2 separate regions of the Homo sapiens genome follow, and region 2 is linked to region 1. Evidence: read pairs that join two places in POLR2A ChIA-PET (ENCODE). Cell type or tissue: Caco-2. All regions are shown on one strand. Each heading gives the region's core, and the rest is flanking DNA. Links, peaks and the distances in the headings are about the cores only. Region 1 has its middle 7.6 kb from the start of METTL16. Region 2 overlaps SGSM2 (small G protein signaling modulator 2).

Region 1 (5,373 bases), core at 49-5,048:
CGAGGTGGGCAGATCACCTGAGGTCGGGAGTTTGAGAGCAGCCTGACCAACATGGCGAAACCTCATCTCTACTAAAAATAGAAAAATTAGCCAGGTATGGTGGCATATGCCTGTAATCCCAGCCACTTGGGAGGCCAAGGCAGGAAAATCGCTTGAACCTGGGAGGTTGCGGTTGCGGTGAGCCAAGATTGCACCATTGCACTCCAGCCTGGGCAACAAGAGTGAAACTCTGCCTCAAAAAAAAAAAAAAAAAAAGCAGATTCCCAGCTGGGCACGGGGGCTCACACCTGTAATCCTAGCACTTTGGGAGGCCGAGGTGGGCAGATCACGAGGTCAGGAGTTCTAGACCAGCCTGGCCAATATGGTGAAACCCCATCTCTACTAAAAATACAAAAATTAGCTGGGCATGGTGGCTTATGCCTGTAGTCCCAGCTGCTTGGGAGCCTGAGGCAGGAGAATCGCTTGAACCCGGGAGGCAGAGCTTGCAGTGAGCAGAGATCACAGCACTGCACTCCAGCCTGGGCAACAGAGTAAGACTGTCTCAAAAAAAAAAAAAAAAAAAAAAAAGCGTATTCTCAGACCTTGCCCCAGACTGAACCTGATTCTCTGGAGTGCGACTTAGGAACCTGCTGTTTAATTAGCTCCCCAAGTGATCTTCACATTGAGATTTGAGGGCTACTGCTCTAAGCACTGCCATCAAGGAGGTCAGGCCAAGGTCATCTCTAAGCAGCTTCAGACACTCTCCTCCGTAAGGGACAAGTTGAATCCCATTTTCCCCTGATGCTTCCCTTACTTCCGCTGACCCCTTAAATTGTAGGATCCGCAGGTACAAGATGTGTATCCCAGCATTGTTTATAGTAGAAAGAAACTAAAAACAGCTGCTTGCTAGTAGAAGCCTGGTAAAATATGTAATGGCTCATCTTTCCAGTGGAATGCTGTGCAGCTATTAGAAGTGGCTTGATGTCCGGGCGCGGTGGCTCACGCCTGTAATCCCACCGCTTTGGGACGCCAAGGTGGGTGGATCACTTGAGTCCAGGAGTTTGAGACCAGCCTGGGCAACATGGTGAAACCCCGTCTCTACAAAACATATAAAAATTAGCAGGGTGTGATGGTGGGTGCCTGTAGTCCCAGCTACCTGGGAGCCTGAGGTGGGAGAATGGCTTGAGCCCAGGGAAGTCGAAGTTGCAGAAAGGCAGAGGTTGCAGTGAGCCAAGATTGCGCCACTGCACTCCAACCTGGACAACGGAGCCAGACCCTGTCTCAAGAGATAAATAAAACACGGGCCGGGCGCGGTGGCTCACCCCTGTAATCCCAGCACTTTGGGAGGCGGAGGTGGGCGGATCACGAGGTCAGGAGAACAACACTACGGTGAAACCCCGTCTCTACTAAAAGTACAAAAAATTAGCCGGGTGCAGTGGCGAGCACTTGCAGTCCCAGCTACTGGGGAGGCTGAGGCAGGAGAACAGTGTGAACCCGGGAGGCGGAGCTTGCAGTGAGCCGAGATCGTGCCACTGCACTCTGGCCTGGGCGACAGAGTGAGACTGTTTCAAAAATAAATAAATAAATAAATAAATAAATAAATAAATAAATAAATAAAACAGTGTTTCAACCAGAGGTTCACAGACAACCTGTGGGGATTTTTTTTTTTGGCGGAGTTTTGCTTTTGTTGCCCAGGCTAGAGTGCAGTGGCGCGATGTCGGGGCTCACCGCAACCTCCGCCTCCCGGGTTCAAGCGAGTCTCCTGCCTCAGCCTCCCCAGTAGCTGGGATTACAGGCATGTGCCACCACACCAGGCTAATTTTGTATTTTTAGTAGAGATGGGGTTTTCTCCATTTTGGTCAGGCTGGTCTCGAACTCCTGGCCTCAGGTGACCCACCCGCCTAAGCTTCCCAAAGTGCTGGGATTACAGGCGTGAGCCACTGCGCCTGGCTAGCATTTGGATTTTTTAAAAAGGTCTTCCAAGATTCTGACGTGAACTCCTAGTTGAGACCTGTTGCTGTAATACAGAACTGTTGTTGATTGTGGGCCAATAAAAGAAACGCAAATAACTATTCAGAGGGCAAATTTGAGTGAGTACCCTAAGAAAGTGACGAAACAAATGCTATGGGGCTTCAACGGAGCTAGAGGTTACATCTGGATGGAAGAATGAAGAAGGCTTTATGGGTTAAGTGGCAATTTGTAATGAGACATGAAAGTATATGTAGGCTGTGGGACAGTAGAAATTGTGGGAAGGAGGCTGGACATGGTGGCTCACACCTGTAATTCCAGCACTTTGGGGGTCCAAGGTGGGCAGATCACTTCAGGTCAGGAATTTGAGCCTGTTCAACATGGTGAAACCCCATCTCTTTAAAAAAAAAAAAAAGCCGGGCAGGGAGGCGGGCACCTGTAATCCCAGCTAGCTACTCAGGAGGCTGAAGCAGGAGAATCACTTGAGCCTGGGAGGCAGAGGTTGCAGTGAGTTGAGATTGCACTGCTACATTCCAGCCTGGGCCACAGAGGAGACTCTGTCTCATTAAAAAAAAAAAAAAAAAGGAAACTGGGAAGAAGAGGAGGAGGATATATATATATATATATTTTTTTTTTTTTTTTTTTTTTTTTTGAGACAGAGTCTCACTCTGTTTCCCAGGCTGGAGTACAGTGGCACAGTGGCATGATCTCGGCTCACTGCAACCTCTGCCTCCTGGGTTCAAGTGATTCTCCTGCCTCAGCCTCCCGAGTAGCTGGGATTACAGGCGTGCACCACCACGCCCAGCTAATTTTTTGTATTTTTAGTAGAGACGGGATTTCACCATATTAGCCAGGGTGGTCTCCATCTCCTGACCTCATGATCTGCCTGCCTCGGCCTCCCAAAGTGCTGGGATTACAGGCATGAGCCACCGTGCCCGGCCAGGAAACTGTGGGAAGAAGAGGAGGAGGATGTTTCAGAAAGAGAGACTAGTTTGGGTGAAGAGAGATGCAGAAAAGAACACAGAATATGTTCAGAGACCAGATCATAGTGAATTTGGCTGGAAGGTAGTTAAACGCCGAAGGAAAAGGTAGATTGGAACTGCTGTGAATGGTCTTGTATTCTAGGATGAAGTCTTATTAAATATGAGTAGGAGAGTCAATATTGAAGAAATGCCAATCCTCTCAAAATTCATCTATCTATATAAAATGTAATAACAATAAAAAAATCCCAAAAGGATTTTTGTAGAAAACTTAATAAAATGGTTCTGGAGTTTATTGCATGGACATGTGAGTCAGGCAAATTCTGAAAAACAAGATTAACATAGGGGCCTTATGTTATATTATACTGCATAGTAATAGAAAGCTACACTAATTAAAACAAATGTGTACATGTATAGAAATAAGCTGACAGATCAATGAAACAAGTCTAGAAATAAACTCAAGCATATGTGGGAAGTACATGAATTACCAACAGGACGATTCAAATCGATGTGTTAAAAATGGTATTCACGCGGGCCGGCCGCAGTGGCTCATGCCTGTAATCCCAGCACTTTGGGAGGCCAAGGCAGGCAGGCGGATCACCTGAGGTCAGGAGAGCACTCTGGCCAACATGGTAAAAACCCGTGTCTACTAAAAATACAAAAATCAGCCAGGTGTGGTGGCTACTCAGAGGACTGAGATAGGAGAATTGCTTGAACCCAGGAGGCGGAGGTTGCCGTGAGCTGAGATCATGCCACTGCTCTCCAGCCTGGGTGACAGAGTGAGACTCCATCTCAAAAAAAAAAAAAAGGTATTCATGCTGGGTGTGGTGGCTCACATCTGTAATCCCAGCATTTTGGGAGGCCCAGCTGGAAGGAAGGATCGCTCTAGGCCAAGAGTTCAAGACTAGCCTGGGCAACATAGCAAGACTCTGTCTCTAAAAAAAAAAAAAAAAAAAAAAATTTTTTTTTTTTAATTCGCTGGATGTGATGGTGTGCACCTGTAGTCGTAGCTACTTAAGAGGCTGACATGGAGGCCAGGTGCGGTGGCTCACGCCTGTAATCCCAGCACTTTGGGAGGCCCAGGCAGGCGGATCACAAGGTCAGGAGATCAAGACCATCCCAGCTAACACGGTGAAACCCCGTCTCTACTAAAAATACAAAAAATTAGGCAGGTGTGATGGTAGGCGAGATCCTGCCTTCAGTTTTGGGGGCTATATACCTAGAAGTGGAATTGCCAGATCACAGGGTAATCCTATTTTTAATTTTTTGAGGAATTGCTCATTTTAGAGTATAATCCCTATTCGTCTACATTTTGATTCTGTTTTGTCTGTCTGTGGTGCTTGTGGATGAGGTGTGTGTAGTGAACACCATCACTCTTCAGCAGTATTTTGAGCACATGGAGGGACTGCAGGCCTGCCCTCTTCCCCACCCCAAGTTAGGTGGGGACATCTGAGTTGATTTGGTTGTCAATGATGCGTCTCACTTCCGAGTGGAAGCTCTGAAAAGCCATCCTCTCTCTCTCCTTTTTGCAGGGGTCCTGGAAGCCCATGTTGACATGGTGGTGCCGCAGACTGTGGCTATGTGGATCATAGAATCGTCACATGGAGGATGGCTGTCCTGAGCAGCTGCTGAGGCCACAGGAGGCTTTGCTTCCCCTCCAAACTGTCTTTTCCTGCATAAGTGTCAGGCTGTGTGTGTGTGTGTGGTTTTTTTTTTTTTTTTTTGACAAATTTGATTTTCTCTTCTTTTTCTTATTTTAAATCATTTTTTTTTAAATCATACAAATGATGTATGAATCCATTATCATTGTAAGACATTCAAATGATATAGACAAAATTAAAGACTCTCATGTCCCACTTCTAACATTCCAACTCAGTTTTCCTGAGGTTTCCCTAAGGTAACGCTGTTCTCAGTCTGGGTTTTTCCTTTCAGATCTTTTTCTACGGCTACTTTTATGCTTTATATTTTCATATTGAAATGTGTTCTGGTTTTACTTTATATAAACAATATCAAACTGAACCTACTGTTTCACAATTTCCTTTTACCTTATTCCATATCTTGGAAATTTTCTGTGTCAGTAGATATAGATTTCCTTTTTTTTTTTTTTTTTTTGAGACAGGGTCCCGCTTTGTCACCCAGGTTGGAATGCAGTGGCATGAACATGGCTCACTGTGGCCTCGACCTCTTCGGCTCAAGCAATCCTCCTGCCTCAGCCCCTCAAGTAGCTGGGACTATAGGCACACACCACCACACCCGGCTAATTTTTGTATTTTTTGTAGAAATGGGGTTTTGTCATGTTGGCTTCCCACACCACCACACCCGGCTAATTTTTTTATTTTTTGTAGAAATGGGGTTTTGCCATGTTGGCTTCCCACACCACCACACCCGGCTAATTTTTGTATTTTTTGTAGAAATGGGGTTTTGCCATGTTGGCTTCCTAGGCAGG
Region 2 (5,373 bases), core at 206-5,205, 170 kb after region 1:
ACCTCAATGGATGCTGGGTGATGAAAAGTAACAGCATATCCCAAGGTGTGAAAGGCTTCTCGGCCCCTGCCTACCACACCGAAGGGGACTGATGAATGCAGGTGCCTTCCCTCCCTGCACCTCATGCCCAGTCCCTGCCTTCCTCTCGTTCCTAGGGATGGTCTAGTTGGACTTGTCTCTGAGGTCACCTTCCACCGGCACGCTGGAGGCTGGAGTGCTGCCCCTGCACCATTTCTTATGTCTTGTTTTTTTGTTTTTTTTGAGACAGAGTCTCACTCTGTCGCCCAGGCTGGAGTACAGTGGTGCAGTGGTACGGTCTCGGCTCACTGCAACCTCCACCACCTGGGTTCAAGCGATTCTCCTGCCTCAGCCTCCCCAGCAGTTGGAATTATAGACGTGCGCCACCACACCCGGCACATTTTTGTATTTTTTGTAGAGACAGGGTTTCACTATATTGGCCAGGCTGGTCTAGAACTCCTGACCTCAGGTGATCCACCTGCCTTGGCCTCTCAAAGTGCTGCGATTACAGGTGTGAGCCACCGCACCCCACCTCCCTTGCACCTTTTCAAAGACGCTCCTCCAGCAAACTTCTCTTCTCTTTTTTATGCCTGCAATTTTTCCCTATTAGATACTTCCCATGTGAATATAAACATTCTAGGCCAAATGCAGTGGCTCACACCTGTAATCCCAGCACTTTGGGAGACCGAGGCAGGTGGATCACCTGAGGTCAGGAGTTTGAGACCAGTCTGGGCATCATGGTGAAATCCCATCTCTACTAAAATACAAAAATTAGGCCAGGCGTGGTGGCTTACGCCTGTAATCCCAGCACTTTGGGAGGCCGAGGTGGGCGGATCACGAGGTCAGGAGATTGAGACCATCCTGGCTAACACGGTGAAACCCCATGTCTACTAAAAATACAAAAAATTAGCCGAGCGTGGTGGTGGGCGCCTGTAGTCCCAGCTACTTGGGAGGCTGAGGCAGGAGAATGGTGTGAACCCGGGAGGCGGAGCTTGCAGTGAGCCAAGACCGCTCCATTGCACTCCAGCCTGGGCGACAGAGGGAGACTCCATCTCAAAAAAAAAAAACAAAACATTTCACTAGGGAAAATTCCAACCATATACAGAAGGAAAAGGGGACAGTATAACAGCTGCCCATGTACTCATTACCCAGCTTCAACAATGATCAAGTCACGACCATCTTGCTTCAGCTCCTCCGCCTGCAACCATTGTTTCCTACCACTGGATTATTCTGAAGCAAATTTTAGACATCATATATATTTATCTCTGAAAGAGGACTCTTAAAAACATGCACTTATACCTCTATTACACTGACAAAATTGGTAACAATTCCTTTATATTATCAAATTTCCTTATTGAGTTCCTGATGTTCAAATTTCTGATTCTCCAGATGCTCCAAACTTCCAGAAACACAGATTCCCAGATGGAATCCTGGGGAAGGCTCGAGGAGGCTTTATAGGAAAGGTTGTAAGGTCACTTTTTTTTTTTAGACCAAGTCTCGCTCTGTCGCCCAGGCTGGAGTGCAGCAGCACAATCTCGCTCACTGAAACCTCCATCTCTCAGGTTCAAGTGATTCTCCTGCCTCAGCCTCCCAAAGAGCTGGGATTACAGGCGTGCACCATGATGCCCAGCTAATTTTTGTATTTTTAGTACAGATGGGGCTTCGCCATTTTGGCCAGGCTGGTCTCGAACTCCTGACCTCAGGTGATCCACCCAGCTGAGCCTCCCAAAGTGCTGGGATTGCAGGCGTGAGCCACTGTGCCCGGCCTATGCTCCCTTTCAAAAACAAAGCAGATGTGGGGTGGGGTGGTGGCTCATGCCTGTAATCCCAGCACTTTGGGAGGCCGAGGCGGGTAGATCACTTGAGGTCAGGAGTTTGAGACCAGCCTGGGCAACATGGCGAAACCCCGTCTCTACAAAAATACAAAAAAGTAGCCGAGTGTGGTGGCGCGTAGACCTGTAGACCCAGCTACTCAGGAGGCTGAAGTGAGAGGATCGCCTGAACCCAGAAGGTCGAGGCTGAGTGAGCTATGATCACACCACTGCACTCCAGCGGGGAGACAGAGTGAGACTCCATCTCAAACAAAACGAAACAAAACAAAATAAAAACCAAAGTAGAATGCGATTGAGCACCTTCTGCATACTCAGATCCATGCTGTGTGTGTTGCCTGCATTGCTCTTCTGTTCCTTACATCTGCCTTCTGGGGTAGGCTCAGAGATGAGTAAGCACGGCTACACACTTCGTGGCACAGCCAGGATGTGAACCCAGGTCTGTGTGACCCCAAAGTCCCAGCTATGAACATCCCCATATGCCCTCCGCAATGCCCCAAGATAGAGTGAGGGGAGTCAGCTCCTTCAGAGCTCCCTCCTTCCTCTTAGATCATTTCTAGATGGAAGGCACGAGTTAGATAGCAAGAGAATGAGCTATTCATTCCCTGTGGGTGGGAAGGAGGAGGAACCCGCTCCTCCTTTTTGTGGCGATGGGGTCTTTTTTGCTCAGGCTGGTCTCGAACTCCTGCAAGGGATCCTCCCACCTCAGCCTCCAGGAATCCCTTTTACTGAAAAGAGACAGGCTGAAGACTGCCTGGAGTCCAAATCTCAGAATGTGCTGAAATATCGCTGGCTGCAATATCCCAGGGGAGAGGCAAGCCTTCCCTAGCACCGGCTTCTCTCCCAGCTTATTAGCATCTCCTTGCCATTCCCTGAAGGAGCTCACTGCAGGGCAGACCTTCCTGGCTAATGAAAGCTGCCTAGCAACAGGGAGCTGGTTAATAAAGCCTGATGTTATTCCCGGCTCCACAGATTCCACCCTTCTCGAATTACAGCTCATCCTCAGTCTGAAGCAACCCTCATGTTGACCCACTTGCACACAGCAGGGCAGGGAATCTGGTGACTGAGGAGGCAGGCTGGTGTCTGCCCCAATCCCTGGGGGGTGGGGAGGCTGAGGTCCTGGGAGATATGATTGGCCTGAGAACCTGCTCTGCCTGGCCAGAAGCCTCTCTGTGAGCCTCTGAAACCTGCTCTACCAGCCAAAGGTTAAAATGCAAACTCAGTGCCCAATCGGAATAGGGTAAATAAAACACTATGGACCTCGGGCGGTGGTATGCACCTGTAATCCCAGTTACTTGGGATGCCAAGGCAGGAGCATACCTGGAGCCCACGAGTTTGAGACCAATCTTGGCAACATAGCAAGACCTCATCTGGAAAAAAAAAAAAAGAAAAAACAAAAGCACCTTCCCCTCCAGGGGAGGGGGCGACAGGAGATACCAGCCTATACTTTAATTCAACAGTAAGTCTTTATATTAAAATGAAAAAAAATCCAAAAACCATATGATAGAGAAAAATGTAAACTTGATGTGATGTTTTAAGATAAAAAGGATAAAAGGATATATCAAAGACCTCTCCCCAACAGTGGTAGTTTTTGGATTTTGTTTAAAAAAAAAAAAAAAAAATGAGGCCGGGTGTGATGGTTCACACCTGTAATCCCAGCACTTTGGGAGGCCAAGGTGGGCAGATCACCTGAGGTCAGGAGTTCGAGACCAGCCTGGCCAACATGGTGAAACCCCTGTCTCTACTAAAAATACAAAAATTAGCTAGGTGTGGTGGCAGGCACCTGTAATCCCAGCTACTCAGGAGGCTGAGGCAGGAGAATTGCTTGAACCTGAGAGGCGGAGGTTGCAGTGAGCTGAGATAGCACCACAGAACTCCAGCCTGGGCAGCAGAGTGAGACTCCGTCTCTAAATAAATAAATAAATAAACAAACAAACGAGACAGGGTCTCTCTCTCTCTCTGTTGCCCAAGCTGGAGGGCAGTGGTGCAATCATAGCTCACTGCAGCCTCAACCTCCCGGGCTCAAGTGATCCTCCTACCTCAGCCTCTGGAGTAGCTGGGACTACAGGCGTGCACCACCATGCCCAGCGAGTTATTTATTTTTTTGTAGAGACTGCATCCTGTAATATTGCCCAGGCTGGTCTCAAGCTTCTGGTCTCAAGGGATCCTCCCGCCTCAGCCTCCCAGAGCACTGGGATTGCAGGTGTGAGTCACCATGCCTGGCCCCATAGTGGTAGTTTTGAGTCCATTCTCCTAGCGCCACCCTCCACTGGCACGGAGGTGGCAGTTACATAGGTTCTGATCCTCGGGCCTGGGAACAGCACACAGAGAACCCCACCCACCCCCCTGCTGCCGCCAGACTGGTTTGCCAGCGAAAACTTCCACACAAGGAAAGTTTCTACTCGCAGGGGCCTACTGCATGTCCAGCTTCTGGACAGACAGGTTTAGGAACAACCACAGCAAACACTCAACAAAGCAATTTTCTAGCCAGTCCTAGGAGTCTTGCCCCTCCCGTTGGGTAACAGGAATGGGGATCTGGCTGCAAACTTTCCTGGGTTTGCCCATGGTCAGGTCTTGACACAGTGATTCTTCAGGAAGGCTCTCCAGGAAGGCTCTGTGTTTTCTGTTTAAATGTCTGCATTCTAAGAAGCTCAGAGAAGCTTGTATTGCCTAGGCCTGGCTCTCCTCAGTCACCCCCAACCCTCCTCTGCCAAGAACCATGGGTCGGTGTGGAGTTGAGGGGCCCAGTACACAAGGGTCCCTTGAAACTAGGGACCGTGGTGTCGCTAGGCTGGTAATCCAGTCTCCACAGACTTCACTCTGCTCTTGACCTCTCAGCACGTTCTCTATACTCCCATTTCTCCCACAACAAAGCTGAATTCGGACGTGGCTAGGACAGTAGCAAGGCACAGTTTAAGTCTGGATCAACTTCAGACTAAAAATGCATTTCAGAGCATTTTTCCAGGGACTGAGGGAGACTGGCACATCAGAATCTCCAAAAAGGCAGAGAGGGGTGGTGTTTTTGATCCATACCTTGCTAGTCTTCCCTCCCCGTCCCCCGCAAGAGTCTCTCGTGATTCCACCATGCAATGCAAGGAAGCTGCTTTGCAGGCAGAGGAAAAAGGTTGATAATCAATGCTTTCAACGAGCCTCAGTTTCAGCCCAAATTGGGATTTAGCTCACCACTGAGCACCAATTTTGACAAAGCATAAGGATTTCTCTGTCTGTAGGCCCTGAGATACCCTGGCCTGACTTAGCCCGATACTGTTGGAACCTCTCCTGCTCCTGTTCTCCGTGACTGTACCGAACCCAAAACAGAGGCTGCACACTGGCAGAGGCTGGCAGATGTCTTTTGTGTGGCCCACACAATTTTTTTTTAAATGGGAATTAGCTGTCAGTATTTAAAAAGTAGGAATTTTTTTTTTTTTTTTTTTTTGAGACAGAGTCTCGCTCTGTCACCCAGGCTGGAGTGCAGTGGCGCGATCTTGGCTCACTGCAAGCTCCGCCTCCCGGGTTCACGCCATTC

Evidence for each region. Peaks named below come from ENCODE experiments on the same cell type or tissue, not always from the same donor. Only the 100,000 strongest peaks of a DNase experiment are listed, where the experiment ranks them.
Region 2: POLR2A ChIA-PET joins it to region 1 with 10 read pairs; 7 of 35 experiments call an interaction of 5 or more read pairs at or near these places.

What each region holds. Positions count from the first base shown.
Region 1 is chr17:2,516,761-2,522,133 of GRCh38, reverse strand. No RefSeq gene overlaps it. Among named protein-coding and RNA genes, the nearest start is that of METTL16, 7.6 kb to the right of the region's middle. In Caco-2, for the core only: no CTCF peak of the experiment used is centred there; no DNase peak of the experiment used is centred there.
Region 2 is chr17:2,345,506-2,350,878 of GRCh38, reverse strand. The region is part of intron 2 of SGSM2 (small G protein signaling modulator 2); the gene reads right to left. Among named protein-coding and RNA genes, the nearest start is that of SGSM2, 11 kb to the right of the region's middle. RefSeq lists an enhancer at 2,236-3,173. In Caco-2, for the core only: no CTCF peak of the experiment used is centred there; DNase peaks (open chromatin) are centred at 2,948 and 4,264.